Linked DNA regions of Homo sapiens: region 2 is linked to region 1. Evidence: chromatin loops called from intact Hi-C (ENCODE). Cell type or tissue: dorsolateral prefrontal cortex. All regions are shown on one strand. Region 1 has its middle 28 kb from the start of TRPM1. Region 2 overlaps TRPM1 (transient receptor potential cation channel subfamily M member 1).

The links. Hi-C counts contacts between places; a loop is a spot of excess contacts. Peaks named below come from ENCODE experiments on the same cell type or tissue, not always from the same donor. Only the 100,000 strongest peaks of a DNase experiment are listed, where the experiment ranks them.
Region 2: a loop joins it to region 1, with 3 times the contacts of the local background. A loop is called at or near these places in 5 of 110 quality-filtered maps.

What each region holds. Positions count from the first base shown.
Region 1 is chr15:31,126,891-31,131,890 of GRCh38, reverse strand. It overlaps a transcript of TRPM1 not described here. Among named protein-coding and RNA genes, the nearest start is that of TRPM1, 28 kb to the right of the region's middle. In dorsolateral prefrontal cortex, CTCF peaks have their summits at 2,217 and 2,420 (motif pointing right); DNase peaks (open chromatin) are centred at 2,450 and 2,884; H3K4me3 peaks cover 518 bases.
Region 2 is chr15:31,078,439-31,083,438 of GRCh38, reverse strand. TRPM1 (transient receptor potential cation channel subfamily M member 1) reads left to right here. Exons shown (of 28, transcript NM_001252024.2): 2 at 2,001-2,086. The coding sequence starts at 2,084. Among named protein-coding and RNA genes, the nearest start is that of MIR211, 16 kb to the right of the region's middle. RefSeq lists enhancers at 4,269-4,799, 4,800-5,000. In dorsolateral prefrontal cortex, no CTCF peak of the experiment used is centred here; a DNase peak (open chromatin) is centred at 2,734; H3K4me3 peaks cover 545 bases.

The DNA.
Region 1 (5,000 bases):
GAAAAAAAATAAAAGTGGTAGGAACTACACTCACAGAGAGCCCAGAGAGGGGGCAGCAGGGGGGTGGGGGCGAGCCTGGTGCTGGAAGTGTGAAAACAGCTGGGGGCCCAAGTGCCCTGACTCCCCTGGCCACCCACTCACTGCTTCCACCCACTCTCACTTCCCTTGGGTTCACACTATCTCCCCGGACCCCTCTCTGACCCCTCCAGTCTAACCAGTGATCAGAGAATGTTTCTGCCACTACAGCAGTCCCCCCTTCATCCACAGGGGATGCCTGAAAGGGTAGCTGGTACTGAACCTGATGGCTGTCAATCAGAACACATCGCTGTCCATGTCTTCCACCCACAAATGTAATGCCTTTTCCATCTTAACTAAGCTCTTATCGCACATGGTGGCCGAAACTTTGGCAGTTTGAAGTGCGACAGCAAAACTTGCACACATTTTTTTTTCCTTCTTCATAATTTCACACATAGAAGATTCGTTCTTACTGTAGATCTTAGCAAACTAAGCATATGCTTTTTTCCCTTCAGTTGAGGACTTTCACCTTTTCACTGAAAGGAAGCACTGCGCTCGTCTCTTTGGCATATCTGAATTGCCAGCATCACTACTTTTGCGCGTTGGGGCTGTGATTAAGTAGCACAAGGCTGACCTGAACACAAGCACTGTGCTGCCGCAACAGTCGCTCTAAGTGGCTGATGGTTGGTGTAAACAACACAGATAGGCTGGATGAAGGGAGGATTCATGCCCAAGACAGGGCAGAGTAGCATGCAATTTAAAACCTATGAATTGTCCGTTTCTGGAGTTTTCTATTTGACCCTGGATAACACCCCAGAAAGTGAAACTGCAGATAAGAAGGACTACTGATTTGCACATCTTTTTTCTGTGCCTGTTTGTAACCGTTGCCCAACGGATTCTCCTTGCCCTCTGCCTAGACAGAGCCAATTTATCAAGACAGGGGAATTGCAATGGAGAGAGTTTAATTCACGCAGAGCTGGCCGTACGGGAGATGGGAGTTTTATTATTACTCAAATCAGTCTCCCTGAACATTCGGAGACTAGGGTCTTTTAAGGATAATTTGGCAGGTAGCGGGCCCGGGAGTGCGGAGCATTGATTGGTTGGACTGGAGATGAAATCATAGAGGGGCAAAGCTGTCCTCCCACACTGCAGTTCCTGGGTGGGGGCCACAAGACCAGATGAACCTGATTACCACCAGTCTGGGTGGCATCAGCTGGTGCATCAGAATGCAGGGTCTACAAAATATCTCAAGCACTCATCTTAGGTTTTACAACAGTGGTGTTATTTCCAGAAGCAATTTGAGGAGGTTTGGAATCTTGCAGCCTCTGGCTTCATGACTCCTGAACCTTATTTCTAATCTTGTAGCTAATTTGTTAGTCCTACGAAGGCAGATTGGTCCCTAGGGAAGAAGAGGATTTGTTTTCGAAAAGGGCTGTTATCATCTTTGTTTCAAAGTTAAACTATAAACTAAGTTCCTCCCAAAGTTAGTTCAGCCTACACCCAGGAATGAACAAGGACAGTTTGGAGGTTAGAAGCAAGATGGAGTCGGTTAGGTCAGGTCTCTTTCACTGTCATCACTTCCTCAGTTACAAATTTTGCAAAGGTGGTTTTATGATCTCTTTTGCTTCTCATTTTGACCCTGTAAATAGCAGGGTGGGGTGCACAAAGGTCAGATGCCAGGTAAGACACTGGGCAGGTCCTGGAGGTCCCAATGCACCCGGCATTAACCCTTCAGTTGCTGGGCCATGAAGATGTGTCCAGGAGTTTCAGGGGAGCCACACCACCCAGGCAGCTCTGAGCAGTGGCTACTTCCCGATCTGTATGGAACACCCTGATGTCTTTGTCCTGGAAGAGCATCCCTGCTGAAGACCAGCCCTGCCCAGGACATGGAGGAAGTGGATGCTTTGGTTCCAAATCACAGATGGGAAAACTAAGGCTCAGAGAGCATGTGGAGTCTGCAGAATGTCCCTGACAGAGTCAGCCACTGGTTGAATTTCACATATTCTCTCTTCTCTGCCAAGGTGGCCTACCGGAACCCATGGCCATTGGTCCACAGTGGGCTTTCACTCACTGTCCAGTGTTCTGTAATACCTGGGCAAGGAGGGAACCACACACGGGTGTCAGATGCCCCCAAAGTGACCACAGACAGCTGACACGAACATCTGGGCTATGTTTAGCATATACTACGGTTGTATGCCAGGATTCTCCGTAATACACACAGCCTTTACTCCTTTCTATCCCTCTGCTCCCATTTATAAGACCATTCTAAGCAATGGTATTATGTTGAACCACTTAAAATGGCCATCTTTGTAGGTCAAAATAGTCAGATAGCAGCAATTTCATGTATTTTTCAGAAAGTTGACAAACTACAGCTGAGTATCAGGTCGGCACTGGAGGCGGCCAGGTGGGGGCAGCAGAGAGCTGAGTGGGCAGAAACCGGGGCTCATAGGCGGTGAGGTTCTGTCAACGGAGCTGCAAGAGAAGTAACCCTGCAGGGTCCCACCAAATGACCCAAAGTGGAAAGGGCCAGGCGGCCCGGGTCCCTTACTGGACAGATCTGCGCAGTAAGCACAAGTCAGCACTGTTGCTGTGGCACTGGCACCATCAGTACTTGACCTAGGATCACCTGCCATGTCTAGTCCTGCCAACCTTCAAGACCGAGCTTCCAGGACAAGGGACCTGCCCAGCTCCAGCTCCTCCTGACCACAGTCCACAGTGGAGAAATGACACAGCACTTGTCCAAAAACAGCGCTACACGAAGCTCCAAAGGCTGATCCACATGCCATTCTCTGTGACTGAGCCTTTGACTCGTGAGCCTCCAGCAGGCTTCCTTTCCCCTCCTGCAAGCTCCCGAGGAGGCTGCCACCGGAATGGCATGTGGCCATCAGCACTGGCTGGAAGCGCAGATGATGCACTCTCAACCAGTGCAGTGATGCAGCCACCTCTGACTGGAAGCCGGAGCGGGGGGGCTTTCATCTGAATTAGCTACAAAATTTGCTGAGTTCTATGCAAAATAAAAATGCTGGCCCTCTGTTCAAAAATTGTAAAGAATTTCAAGATGGCAACAGCAAAGTATAAAACCAAATGCAGGTTTCTGATGGCAGGGCCCCATGAGCCTGCACAGGTCGCCCACCCAAGGGGCCAGCCCTGGCATTTGTCTTGAGTGGAGAGCCTGTCTGGAGTGGTATGGGGTGTGTTGGGGCTGCCTCTGCATGTCTGCCTATGCCCGTCAGTGATGCGGTGGCTTCATGGCTCTGGAAGCAGAGAATCCCTGGCACATCCCCATCCAGCACCGTCTCCCCCAGTTGTGAGCAGGAAGGGGGTTGTGGCACCTGAAATAAGAATGCAAAGAGCTCCCGAGGCTTGGGGGTGGTGTTGGGCACCCTCCTGGCGATATGGGGTGTGCACCTGTGCAGCCGGCCAGGTGACCAGCATCCCTTATGGTTCATGAGTCAGGAGCAGGGCTCAGAGAGAAGAATTCAGAACAAAGACAGACGATGCAGCCCACAAGCGAAAGAGACGGGCAGGCTAGAAAATGTGGGAGGGGTCAGAGCTCCACGGCAGCCGGTGGGCACAGCCCAGGACAGGGGGATGGCGTTCTCACCCCACAGTCATTAACTATTGAACATTGATTGATAGTGATTGTTGAATACTGTAAATATTGCTCCTGGGTGCCAGTGGGTTGGTTGCCCCCAGAGACAGTCACCAATCCTGAGCTCATGGGAATAGGGGAGCCCTTACCCTGTGTGCTGTGGTTAACGCACTGGTCAGCAGAGCGGGGAGGGGAGGCACAGGTCAAAGTCTGCAGATAATAAAGATCCAGTCCAGATAATAAAGATCTGGTTTCAGCCCTGGCTCTGCCTTGGACCAGCTCTGCTATGTCAGCCAAGTTACCACCTCTCTGAGTCGAGGGAAAGAATGCCAGCGCTTTCTCCTGGACTCCAGGCACAGACCCCACGAGCTACAGGGACCTCCACTTCCAGGCCCCTTGGCATCGCTTTAACACTTAAACCCCACTGGTTCGCGTCCTTGTTTCTCATCCTCTGGGAGCCGAGCGCCTGCCTCATTTCTGGGGCTCCCTGGCTGCCCTCGTTTCACAGTCACTGCTGGTTCCTGTGAGATCTAGATGCTCACCCTCCACCCCTTCCACCCAGCGCCTCTTGAAGCTCTGGTAGCTCTGCCTTCTCGCCACCCTGTCCCACCCAAGTATGGAACTGAGCTCTTTGTGACTCCACAAAACAAGACTTAGCTGAGGAAGCTGTGTGAGGTCAAGTTGTAGTGAAGGTTTGAGAACGACAGTGGAACCCAAACGGAATGTTAGCCTCACCACCTCCCTGTCCTGGGCTGCCCTCAGCTGCCACAGGGCCACCTTCCCACTTTCACCACATTTTTCTCTTGTGGAATTTTGAATTCTCTTGTGTTATTTGGCTTTGTTTTGAATTCCCCTGTCTGAGCCTTTCTCCTCAGAATTCTGCCTTCTGCGGAAACTCAGCGGTTAAGATGCTTTTCTGGTAAACTAAAGGCCACCTGCCCCTGGGGACTGGTAGGCCTTTGGCCACTCTGAATTGCACCCAGATGGCAGCTACCCACAAGAGGCCCCAAGTAGCAGAGAATGAGAAACATACACAAACTGACTGGGCATCCTTGGAGATGCCACGAGATAAGCTTTGCAATGGCCTCTTCTCCACAGTCAAGGTCAGGAATCACCTAGAAACCCAGAAGGAATGAGAAATCTCAAGACTTCAGCCTGGGGCCTTCACAAACCAGCTTCATGGGGTAAATTGCTTAACACCTTGATTTCTCCAGCTGAGAAATGGGGATACTAGCACCCTTTCCATTAACTTCTACAGTTATGAATATCATAAGGCAAATGCATTTCTGTTTGTTTGTTTGTTTGTTTGTTTGTTTTGAGACAGGATCTCACTCTGTCGTCTAGGCCGGAATGCAGTGGCACGATCTCAGCTCACTGCAACCTCCACCTCCCG
Region 2 (5,000 bases), 48 kb after region 1:
CTGTGCCAGGACACCAGCCAGCGTTCCCACATCCTGAGGGCTTTCAAGAGAAGCCATAAGTATAATCTCCCTCTTGGTTAATAATGGCAGCTAAATGTAGTTTTCACAAAAGGTTCCAACCAAGCCCATATGTGGGCCACATGTAGCTGTGGGAATGAGAGTTTGAGTCGTCTGCTCTAAATATATACACAAAACAAGCAGTTTCTTCTGGATAAACTGGTCCACACATCATTCATTTCATTGCGGGGTTTGCTTGTTAATTTTGGCCCAAGACATAGGGCTTTGAGTAAACAGAGCCTCGCCCGGCAGTACACCAGCTCTTACATTCAGAAGCCACTTCCCCGAGCCATGTCCTCCCAGACCAAAGTCACACTGTGTCTTTGCAGCCTTCCTCCTTGTCTCCGTCCAGCCTTCTCAAGGTATCCCCCTGCACCTTCCTGTACCCCTCCTTGTGGGTCGCCCCCACCTGTGTGTGTAAACACCTTCTAGAAGGTCACATTGTTAAAGCCCCCCATGACCCTTCATTCCACTCCAGCTCCCACCATTTCTGGGCTCCCCTTCAGGGGAAGACTTCTCCTCGGGGTTGACACTTGCTGTCTACACTTCCTCGGCCCCCTCACTCTAAAACTACGTAAATGCCCAGAGAATAACATGACAACGTGCACCTGAGCAACCCCCACCCAGATGGTACAAAGGTTTCCTTGGCCATGTTTGTAGCAGATATTTCTTTCTTTAAAAAATAAATAAGTACAGAGCTGGCAGAACATTTCCCATTGCCCTTCAGCCCACTCCTCTTGGACTTTCTTCCCGCAGCCTCCCCGTGGCCCTTCATGGACACATGGTCCTGGCTACAGATGAAAAATCGCTGGGTCCTCAGCAGGGCAGTCATATTTGATAATGACCAGGATTGCATTTAAATCTAGTACCTCCCAGATACTGTACAGATAAGATCCCAGCTAAGGCTCAAAACCACTCAAAGCCATTTCCATTTCAGAGATGAGAAAATCACAGCTCAGAGGGGTTGGGGGCGTGGTGGCAGTGCCAGCAGTCCGCCTCCAGTATGACCTCCACTGTCCCTTCACTCAGCCGGGGTAGACAGACTTCCCAGCTGGGACAAGCACTCTTAAAATCTCAGTGGGATTTCCATCTCCAGTGCCAGTGCTCCTATCATCCGGCACAGAGGCATTCAAAATAACCATTTCTGATGGACTGGAATATTTTGCACAAGTGGGCAGTATCTCACCTAATGGGGGTGGGGAGGTTATGAAGGGTTTGTGAACAAACCACAGGAAGCCCTGCTTTCTCCTTTCACAAGGACAGGTGGCACCTGCAGGGTCTCCCCTGCAGTGGCGTTATCGTTGCACTGAAACTTGCATGACCAATCTGTAAGGAGTCAGGGTGGGTTCAGCCATTTGTTATGACCTTGGCATTGTTCAGCCCCAGAGCCTGGCAGGAGGGGAAGGAGGAAAGTTTGACTGAGGGGCCTCCACCCATTGCCTTTCACCTGCACACTGCCTCTGAGCAGATTCAGGAGACCAAGCTCCTCCCCAGGTGAGCCATGCCTCTCCTGGGGTGACCTGGCTTACTTCATGTGTGCCCTGCTGGCAAATGCTCTGCTGCTGTAGGTGGCATTAGCAAGGGCTGAGCAGGTGGCACTGCTCCACCGGGAGGTTGAGTAAATCACTGAGTCATTAGGAGATGTTGAGCTCTCGCCAGGCCCTCCTGGAGGCACAGGGGATACAGCAGAGAACTGAAGGGGGCTGCTGCCTCTGTGGCTTTGGTGCGAGGTTGGGGAGGAGGGGACAGGCAGGAGGTGGGGGAGAAGGTTTATGGAGAACAGAGCGCAGGGGTTGGGGTAGATGGGGAGTCAGGGAGCCCTGGTGAAGAGGCCACATTAGAGCAGAGACTGGAACAAAGGGAGGGCAGGATTTGTTCATCTTGCTTCCCAAGAAAGAGGCTGCAGGCAAAGTGACTCTTACTCCTCTTGTTTATCCTCGTAGGTTCTAGAAGATTTCTGAGGACTCAGCAGTAACTTGCAGTGCTGGACTGAGGCTATTTCCTTATATCAACTTTTTGAAAACTCATGGTTAATACCTAAGTAAAGCACTTCCACCTTCCCCCCCTCCCCCCCTGAGAAAGTACGTTAGTCACATGCTAGCGTTTTTATTAGGAAAAGACGGATTTCCAGTGAAGCAGAGGGAAGTGGATTGAGCCTGGCTCGGGCCATGGCGCCAGTTGCACTTGCCCTGGTGCCGAGCCACAGCAAGGGCTGGCACTCGGCACCATGAAAAGCCCTCCTTTTCGGAATCTGGGGGACAAAATGCAAGACCGATGCCCCAGAGTCATCACAGATGACCTTCATTGGCACGATAAGGGGGGGGACAGGGGGCCCTGCCTTGAAGGAGGCATCTAAACACCCCTTGTGATGGAACAGACTTAGCCACAAAAGCCAGCGAGGGGCACGTTGTTGCTCCCTCATCCGCCGGTGGCATTAAGTCCTGTAGGGCAGGCTGCGTTTCCCCCTTTCACGATGAGGGGCCTGAGCCTAAGCGCTCGGAGCCTGGGCTTTAGTTTCTGATTCCCCACGCTGTGCTGGCACAGGTTTCCTGGACAGCGCCCCAGCGCGGGTTTCTTATCCTAGGGCGGTGAGAGGGGCTGCCAGGGAAAGTGTGGGAAAGGACGAGGGGCGGGACTATGAGAGGGAGCGGGGCTGGGGGCGGGGCCTGGAGGACCGGGCTGAGAGGGCGGGACCGTGAGAGGTAACAGGGGGCGGGGTGAGGGGGCGGGGTCGAGGACGATGGGGGCGGACTTGGGGGCGGGGCCTGGGGGCTAGGGAAGGACAGTGCCAGATCTTGTGTCCAGCCTCTGGAATCTTCCCTCAGTTCTTCCTTGTCTTTTCGTGGCCTTGACGTTTTTGAGGAACGCAGGTGGGTTATTTCGTAGGATGGCCCTCAGTTCGGGCTGTCTGATGATCCTTCCTCCAGATCAGGTTCAGATGATGTACTTTGGGCACTTTTGTTCCTCTTGGTGCGTTTTATCCAGAGCCTCATAATAAATATTTGTTCCATGACAGGCGATGTGCACTTTGTTTTAGGTGGTTCTCCCCAGAATTCTCCACTGTCAAGTTACTAATTTCTCCTTTGTAATTAATAAGTATCCATGGGAAATACTTTGAGATTATGTAAATACGTTGTTACTCTTCAGACTTTTACCCACTACTTTTAGCATTCATCAGAGATTCTTGATGGTTGCCAAATGGTGATTGTCGGATTCCATCATTCCTTCCACATTTAATAGGGACTTTCCACTGGAAGAAAGAGCTTTCTCCCTCCCCTGTGCGTTTATTTACATATGTATTTATATCAGTGTGGACCCATGGGTCTTTATTTAAGTCTAAAGGTTATAATTCTTCATTGTAGTCATTTATTTTCATGCTGAAGGGACCCCAGAGAAAGCCACTGGGAGCCCCTTCAAGCAGCCACTGTGTTCTTTTGGCATGTTCCCATGTCAAAAGTAAAGTTTCTCACTTGCTGGTACAGTAAGGTGTTCCAGGCTCTTCTTATACTTCCCCGCCCCAGCCCTGGATTCCTTTTAGTGGAGAATGGTATTTGGAAACCAGTATTGGAGCATGAGTATGCTCATTGCTATTGAAGTGTTATTGTGAAGCCCATTAAGGGAGCCAGGGAATGTATGAGTGTGTAAGCATACAGGCATGCATGCATATGTGCATATGTATGTAGGCATATGGCCCCAAGGTCCCTGCCTGCTGATATGCATGCTTTGTGTAACCCCCTCCCTTGAGTGTGGGATGGACTGAGTGACTCAATGCTAATGAATGGGCTACGGCAAAAGCCATGGGCTGTCACTTTGGACACCAGGTTATAAAGAGACCTGGCTTCTGTTTTGCATGCACTCTTTTGCTTGCGCACTCAGAGGGTGGTCAGCTGCCCCTTCGTGAGCTGCCCTGGAGAGCGGTTTCCCTGGCAAGGAGTTAAGGGAGGCCTGGGCCAACAACCACATGAGTGAGCCTGGAAACGGATCCTTCCAGGTTTCCTTCCTTCCCTTAAGACCACAGCCCCCACCCATAGCTCAGTCAAATCCTTGTGAGAAACCAGAGTCAGAAGCACCCAGCTAAGCCACATTCAACTCCTGGTCCATAGAAACTGGGAGATAATAATTGTTTGTTATTCTAAGCCACTAAGTTTTGGGGCAATTTGTTTTGTTACTCCATAGTTAATTAATGCAATATGTTATATCTCTATATATGTGTATATGTATAGACAGGGACCACACATACATTTATATCTGTTTTTATACCTGTCTCTATATATTACAAACCATGAGTTCACACTGATAACTTTAATTTTAGCTCAGTGCTACAAGGTTCATTGTGACCTTCCCCACTTTCCATATTTGTAACTCCTTTCTCCAGCAGTGAGAAACCCAGCTCCAATCATCTGCAATGTATTAATTTATTTGTTCAGTCCTAGAGGACACAAAAACAGCTTCAGAATTGCTATCCTATGTTCCAGAAAAAGTAACCTACTCATGGGAGTTCAATCTTTGTTTAGAGTTCTTGTCTTTAGTTGTCATATAGTCCAAATACTGCAACCCCTATGTTATAAAAAACAAGGGCTTCCCAGCTTCTCTGGGAAGTAAGGCATGAGATGCAAAGGGGAAAAGCACAGTTTCTTTCCAGGCAGCAGGTGCTGGGCTTCGCTGTCTTGCGCTGGAGAAGTGCGAAACAGACGGGAAAAGTGCAAAACAGAAGGGCAGGGCGGGGCTTCAGAGGCTCCCGCTCCATGCTTTCTTTCTCCCCTGAGCCCACACTGCCTGCCTCCCTTGCATTAGCACAAAAGCACCAACCTCTGAGGCCAGCGATGTTGTTTTTAAACAGTCATTAAATTATTTACAGAGAAAAGTGTACGGTGTTGCTTTTTGAAGGCTACTGAGGAAGGTTTGAATTTTCATCATTTCTATTATTCAAAAAGCCAAGTAAC